Regions from separate parts of the Homo sapiens genome. Here all the other regions are linked to region 2. Evidence: chromatin loops called from intact Hi-C (ENCODE). Cell type or tissue: dorsolateral prefrontal cortex. All regions are shown on one strand.

Region 1 (2,500 bases), 310 kb after region 2:
CTAACAGCCCTTAGGCTGGGGAAGGAATAAAGGGCCTTGTCATTAGGCTGGCACCTCCAGCACACTGCAGACACAATACGGAGAGAGTCCAGCTCCTCACCCCTGGGAAACAACAACCCCTACTCTACCAAGCAGGGGCCCCGGCTGGGGAAGAAATAAGGAGACTGAGGGTTGTACCCAAGCTTACAATACACCACAGCTGTCACATAGAGAGGAGACCATTCTCTTCTCCCTGTGAGCCTTTGAACCCCCTGTTCCCTAAAAAGCAGAACTCCAATCTGGCACAAGCAATGCAGCCACCCCACCCCACTGACTGAGCTCCCCCAATAACAGTGGTTCCATGTTTCTTGAAGGTGAAACCCCAGGGGGCAACTGATAGCCTTTCTGCCAATGCCTCTGGAGTGGACTTGTCCTTGCTACCCTCTGACTAATGAAGGAGCAAAGACCCTAAGTGCCTTATCCACACCTTCAACAAATGGCAGTTGACTCAGGAGAGAAAGACAGTCCTTCTCCCACAACTTCCACCCACATCCCCTTGCTCATCATCAAACAGGGAACCCCTAGCTTAGGCCCACAGCACAGACCTTCCATTCTGGGCTAATTGCACTGAGCAATTGCTGACCTGCATCTTGCTGGGGTGGAACCCCCAGGAGAGAAACAAAAAACCCTTGGCCACAAACACTACTAAGTTCTTTTGCTCTGCTGCCTCCAAATTGGGAAGGAACATAAATCCTGAGATCGCCCAAGAACTGGAGTAGGAAGCCTGGGAGTGCCCAGCCATGATCTAAAGCCAGCCCATAAGGGTGACAGGAGCCCACACTTTCAGAGCATTGAAAGGAAGCAAGTGTGCAACTGTGAGGCAATATAGGAGAACCACAAAACCAAGCAAGAGCCTACCAACTGACTAACATGACTCAGCGCCACCTACTGGATCACACTCAAAATATTAAACACCAAAAATACTTCGTTAACGTACCTTCTTGAAACCGACGTCATGGAGTTAGCTATAAATAAAGACCCTGCACCATGCCTCAGCCCTGTGAAAACATCTAGAAAAGAAGTCTATTGAATGTGCTCAATCTACCCTTCAGTTAAAGGAACACCCACATGCAGTGATGAGAAAGAATCTACACAAGAACTTCAGTAACTCTAATGGCCAGAGTGTCCTGTGTCCTCCAAATAACTAACTGCACCAGTTTTCCAACAAGACTTCTTAACCAGGGTGAGCTGGCTGAAATGACAGAAATATAATTCAGAAAACAGATAGAAACAAAGATTGTCTAGATTCAGGAAAAGGGCAAAACTCAATCCAGAGAAACTAAGAATCACCATAAAACAATAAAAAAGCTGAAAGATGAAATGGCCAGTATAAAAAAGAATTTTACAGAGCTGACAGAGCTGAAAAACACAATACAAGACTTCCACAATGCAATCACAAGTATTAATAGGAGAATAGATCAAGCTGAGGGAAGAATCTCAGAACTTGAAGACTGGTTCTCAGAAAGAAGACAGTCAGAAAAAAGTAAGATAAAAGAATGAAAAGGAATAAACAAAACCTCATAGAAATATGGGATTATATAAAGTGGCCAAACTTATGAATCATTGGCATCCCTGAAATAGATGGGAAGAAAGCAAACAACTTGAAAATCACATTTCAGGATATCATCCATGAAAACTCCCCCAACCTACATAGAAAGGCCAACAGTCAAATTCAGGAAATATAGAGAACCCCTGCAAGATTCTACACAAGACCATGCCCAAAGACACATAATCATCAGATTTCCCAAGATCAAAATCAAAGACAGAAGGTTAAAGGCATCTAGAGAGAAAGAGCAGGTCACCTACAAAGAGAACCCCATCAGGCTTACAGAAGACCACTCAACTGAAACCCTACAAGCCAAAAGAGATTGGGGGGCCTATATTCAACATGCTTAAAGAAAAAAAAAATCTTCAACCGAAAATTTCAAATCCAGCTAAAGTAAGCTTCCTAAGTAAAGGAGAAAGAAGATCCTTTTCAGATAAGGAAATGTTGAGGGAGTTTGTTAACACCAGCCTCCCTTAAAAGAGATCTTGAAAGGATCACTAAATATGAAAAGGAAAGGCCACTACCAACTAATGCAAAAACACACCTAAGTACACATGCCAGTGACACTATATGGTAACCACAAGAATGAGCCAACATACTACCCAGCTAATAACTCAAGAACAGGATCAAAACCACAGATATCAATACTAACCTTGAATGTAAATGGGCTAAATGCCCCACTTAAAAGGCACAGAGTAGCAAGCTGGATTTTTTTAAAAAAGCAAGACTCAATGGTATTCTGTCTTCAAGAGACTCATCTCACATGTAATTACACCTATAGGCTAAAAATAAAGAGATGGAGGAAAATCTACAAAAGAAATGAAAATCAGAAAAAAAGCAGGAATTGCAATCCTAATTTCAGATAAAACAGACTTTAAACCAAAAAAGATTTTTAAAAGATACAGAAGGGGCCAG
Region 2 (2,500 bases):
TCTCTGGTGGTATTTACAATCAGTTATTTATCTTTTTTCCCACTGCCTTTAGTCCACAAAATGAAGAGAACATAGTTTAAAAATTCTATTATGTGTCTATCTATTTATTTGAATATTTCCATATAACATACTTTTACATTTGTGGAAATTGTTCCTGTTCATTTGGATTAAGTCCTAGACAGTTTCCCTAAATAGCTCTGTAAATCATCATGAAGACATGACCTTGGTTTTCAATCAGCTTATATTTATGGTTGGGAAATGATTCCTTGTGAAGCCAATAGGTTCAGAGTCACTGACCAAGGATTTATGGTTGCGCTTATTATGACGGGCTTGGACTCTAGAATGATAGCAAGGTAAATCCACTGTAAGAATGGATTTTCTTGTTGAGATCTAAAGCTTTACGTTTTTTTTAAATCTATAGAAGTCTCATTTGGTAAAGCAACTGAAAAACAAATCATAACTTTTCTTTTTCATGCTTATTTAAAAGATACCCATCTGCTTAGTTTCTGATCCTTAATATGTTGACATGACTAGAATGTTTTTATTTTTTGCTAACGTAAGGAATGGAGCAACAAAGAGATTTCAATTTATACAGTTTGTCTTTGTAACCATACTCCCATGTGAGTAATGTGGGATAAGCAAGACAGTTGTACAGCTGCTTTGCTAGAGATGAAGAGTAGAATTTTACTGTAGGAAAAATATTGAAAGTGCTAATTTGGTGCACAAATCTATAGCTAGACTCAGTCCAAGTTGACTAAATGGGTAATAGAATAAAATACTAAATAAAGACAAATGTACTAGTAAGTATCAGTAAGTAGTAAGACTGTATTCCAATTTTTTTCTCAATAGAGTGATAATATTTTAGTAATTTATTTCAAAAGTTAAATAGATAAAAGAATTTGTGAAAACTGGGTTTCAAATATAAGAGCTATTAATATCCACATGCAGAGCAAGGAGGCTAATTAAACGTTTTTTTTTCATCCTCCTGTACCCCAATGACCTACTCTTCTAAGGAAATGCATAGAACTATAGTTAAGCAAATATAACTTGTAAATGTCTAAAAAAGATTACAATAAATTCAGTGACCTAGAAATCTGCTTTACCTTGGGATTATTGCATTAGTGTATTGCTTCCCTCAGATATGATGTGAGTGTTCAAAAGTTTTCCTTACAAAAGTCAAGACTGGTCTTTGCTGCTAAAAAGAACAACACAGGAAAACATTACAGCCCTTTTTTTCCTCCTCTGAGTTACAATGCTAGGAGAGTCATAGAGGCCTGTCACCACGAGATGGCGCTCAGCTTCCGTCTCAAAAAGAAGTGAGTTCCATGTTTTTCAGCCCCTACTTATTACCATTCATTTCAAGGAGTGAAAAACAGTGTTCAGAGAAAAATCTTTGTTAGCACAAAGCGTCTACATTTGTGAGAGACAAAATTATGTTTCTAGTTCATTCAAAGACTAGTTGCTAATCTCGGAATTTTGCAAGTTAACTCACAGGAACATGAAAAAAAAATCCTACATTTATTGGTTAACTAGGCACACTCATTTGCTTTTTATCAGTTCATTGATGTTTTATGGGGAAGCATGGAAAAGGCAGTTGACATTTTCATGCATTTTGAAGGAAGAATAAAATGGCTGGTTCTCGGCTGTGCTTGTTCACAGGTTTTGTAAGCCGAGGAAATGGATACTACGGTTGTTTGTAAAACCGGATCCAAACAAAGGAAGAGAGCAAGGATGCTTTCCTGCAACATTGACACATGTACCACTCTCTAGAAAAAGGATGAGGCTGCAGAAGAAGGTTTTAGCTTAGCATTTCAATTCTAAAATGGATGGTCCTATTTAATTTTCCACATACAATAACTTTCCTCGCTGAAGAATAGATTAATATTACTAATCTCACTTATGTAGCAGCCTTAAAAGGCCAGACCAACACGGATATTTCTAAAGCAGATTGTAGTCATTTCTGCCGGTATCGTCAATTCCCTACCCACACTGAAAGTCATTGTGTTGGTAATCTCACGCTATTGCTTCAGTAGGCGTCTGCGTCATTCTTTGCTCTCCGTGAGCTATAGACAGGCATAATGGATGAAGTGATGAGAGGGCACAATGATGAATTAATATCCCAGAGGTCCTAAAACTAGTCACAATGAAAGAAGGCTTTTCTGTGGCCACTGGGTTCCTGGAGTTGTGTTATGAAATGTGATTCTGGGGTTGTCTGCTTGCTGGTATTCCTGTAGAAGGATAGAGGGAAGAGTTCTCTCAACTGCAGGAGAAAAAGAACAAGAAAAAGCAAGACATACATGTACTATAATGAAATGGGATCATAACTATATATGTGTAAATATATACACATATATACACGCACACACCAGGTTTTTGTATAAATAAATGTGAAGTTTTCTTTTTATCAAGCTTTGCACTATATAAAACATCTACACTGGTTGCAGCTTTACTATTTGTTTTTGCTTGGCATTTTGTTATAGAAATAGCATACATATTAGTG
Region 3 (2,500 bases), 470 kb after region 2:
GTCATAAGTTAAATTGCACTTGGACTAACACAGCTTTTGGTAGAGAGAGCCCTTGGAAAATAGAAAGCTGATTGTCTCCGGAAATTGCCAGGCAGTAGTGAAGACAAAGGGGCAGGATTCACAGATGCCTTTAAGAAGCCCCTTGGCTGTAGTACAGGAGAAAGAGTCCCTGCTTCCAGGCTGGTTTCGTCCTGAAACTAAGATGCCTTTATTTTATTCTAGCTGAGAGACGCTGAGTTTTCTTTCTAATAAAGATGAATTTTAAACTCAATTAGGGAGATAGTAAAATCAATCTGAGAGAGAAGACAGGTGGAGTTTTGGCCGATAGTTTGGAGTATTAAACCACGGAATAAGCAAGAGTAGCAAGATATTTAAAAAAAAAATGCTCTCAGATCTATTTTGCTAACTTACCAGCCAATGATTCCTTTTCTATTTTTCAATCCTTAGAAATGAAAAAGGAAAAGGAAAGAGAGAAATAAAATCACATAAATAAACATTCAAGTTCAGTTTTCCTTATACTTTTACAGAAAATCTGATTTATGTAGTATGTTTTTAGAGGTATCTTATAAGTGTCTTTGTATATCTTCAATGTTAAAAGAAACTGAACGAGAAAGCTTGCTTTTATTAACACTCTAAGTTAGGTTTGTGAAATAATTTTGATATTTAAAATAATTTTGAATTTTGACATACAGGGTTTGTTAGTATAGCTGGAGCCTACAAATTTCTTTAAATTCAATATTCAAACTCAAGAAAATAAGCCTATTTATTCTGTAGCACCGTTTATATTGCTTAGATTTTACTGTCTCCCTAATTGATTAGCACTGTTCATATTGCTCTTTGCTGACTGGCTTCCTGCAAAAGCCCTGCATCACAAACCTGTATTAGGTGAATCACAAAGCCCCTTCTTCATCAATCTTATTTTCATCAGTGGATAAGACAATATAAAAATAAGTCACTTCAATCAAAATTATGAGGTCTCATTTTGGAAAACTAGCCATGTAGCCACACTGCCACAAGGTGGGAGTAAAACGTTTGATTGGCTTAAGAACTGGCCTTTGCTTTATTCTTTTTTCTTTTTTTTTTCTTCCCACAGCTCTTATGTGAACAAAGACATAAAACAGGCTAACTTTAAACTCGAATGAAATAATATTGGTTCTGTATTCCTTGTTGCTAATATGCATACCCTGAGAACTGGAATTTCTTTTCCCCAAAATTTGAGTATCAAATATAATAAATGTAGATGAAGAAAATGGTTTAACAGCAATTTCTTTATTTCTCTCTTTTCTTTCTTTATTCCTTGCCAACATTAGTGCTCCTTTCAAACTATATTTTAGGACTATAAGAAAGCCGTTTCTCATAAGGCCTACTAAAAAGAACCCCCCAAATTTATGATGATAATGAATATTACTTATTCTCTATACTAATGCATATTTTGAAGTTAGCTGCCCTCCATAAACTTTTCCTGTCATTTTATATATGCATGGTAATGAAGGCAGCCATGTAAGTGGGAACAATGAATTAAACAGTCCAAGAAAAATGTATAATGATCTTGACCTTCTAAGGAACTGAAAGATTAAAATGAGTTTTTAAATATTGCTTATTCTAGAATAAACATAACCCAGAGCCTCTATGCACAATTCCATGGCTTTTGCTTGCCATGGAATGGCAAGTAAATAGATGTACTAGCTATGCTTTGTTTAATGTGTGCCTATTAAATCCAAATTTGGCAATATATGTGTTTATGTTGAGGTATAAGCATATGCAAACATACACATGGCCTTTGAGATAGAGTGTCTGACACAGGCTAGTAAGACCAGACATTACAAGGCAGTCGAGACTCACCAAGGTGACAGTGACTCACCTAAGGGAACCCGAGTGGTGCTAAATGGAAAGGACTGCCATCTCCCTTGAATAAAAAGACAAAAAGAATAAGAAAAAGCATAAATTGGCTTGCCCATTTCAACTCCTTTCCTCCTCCTATATATGAATATAGAGGGAGCTAATAGCTCACATTCATGTCATTGCTGCTGATGTTATGTTTTCTGGAAAGACTTACCCAAATAGATCTTTTTATCTTACTGAGTTCTGAATACTCAATAGATAAAGGGCCACGTCACTTACCTAACTTTTTCACTTTTTTCCCTAACGATAGCAATGGCAAGAAAGACAAGGCAGTGCCTAAGGCCATGGCATTGATGCTTTGTTGTATGTATGTGCAGAAGCTCAAGTAAAATAACACAATGGTCTCCAGCATAAACTTTGCTGTTTTTAGACAGTCTAGCAGAATATTACATTATAAATAAGTAAAGTTTTTTGACTGGGTAAGTATTTTTAAAGTTTAAGATATGTGGAGAAAATCTATTCACATAATGAAATACCACCTGACAATATGCTAGATGATTTTGGATGTGGCATTATAATAATGCACTTGAGTATCTCATAGTTAGTGTTCTGCAAAATGCTGAGTACTGTGTTCTCATGATCTGGCAGATATGATCTA

What was found. A loop is a pair of places that touch in the nucleus more often than their neighbours do. Peaks named below come from ENCODE experiments on the same cell type or tissue, not always from the same donor. Only the 100,000 strongest peaks of a DNase experiment are listed, where the experiment ranks them.
Region 1: it touches region 2 in a loop (2.7-fold over the local background); 11 of 110 quality-filtered maps call a loop at or near these places.
Region 3: a loop joins it to region 2, with 6 times the contacts of the local background. A loop is called at or near these places in 6 of 110 quality-filtered maps.

The regions. Positions count from the first base shown.
Region 1 is chr14:28,293,449-28,295,948 of GRCh38, reverse strand. No RefSeq gene overlaps it. Among named protein-coding and RNA genes, the nearest start is that of LINC02300, 320 kb to the left of the region's middle. In dorsolateral prefrontal cortex, no CTCF peak of the experiment used is centred here; no DNase peak of the experiment used is centred here.
Region 2 is chr14:28,608,207-28,610,706 of GRCh38, reverse strand. The region is part of intron 2 of LINC02300 (long intergenic non-protein coding RNA 2300); the gene reads left to right. Among named protein-coding and RNA genes, the nearest start is that of LINC02300, 4.2 kb to the left of the region's middle. In dorsolateral prefrontal cortex, CTCF peaks have their summits at 1,107 and 1,307 (motif pointing right); a DNase peak (open chromatin) is centred at 1,296; H3K4me3 peaks cover 1,086 bases; H3K27ac peaks cover 1,834 bases.
Region 3 is chr14:28,141,135-28,143,634 of GRCh38, reverse strand. No RefSeq gene overlaps it. Among named protein-coding and RNA genes, the nearest start is that of MIR3171HG, 470 kb to the right of the region's middle. In dorsolateral prefrontal cortex, a CTCF peak has its summit at 1,034 (motif pointing right); no DNase peak of the experiment used is centred here; H3K4me3 peaks cover 1,035 bases; H3K27ac peaks cover 914 bases.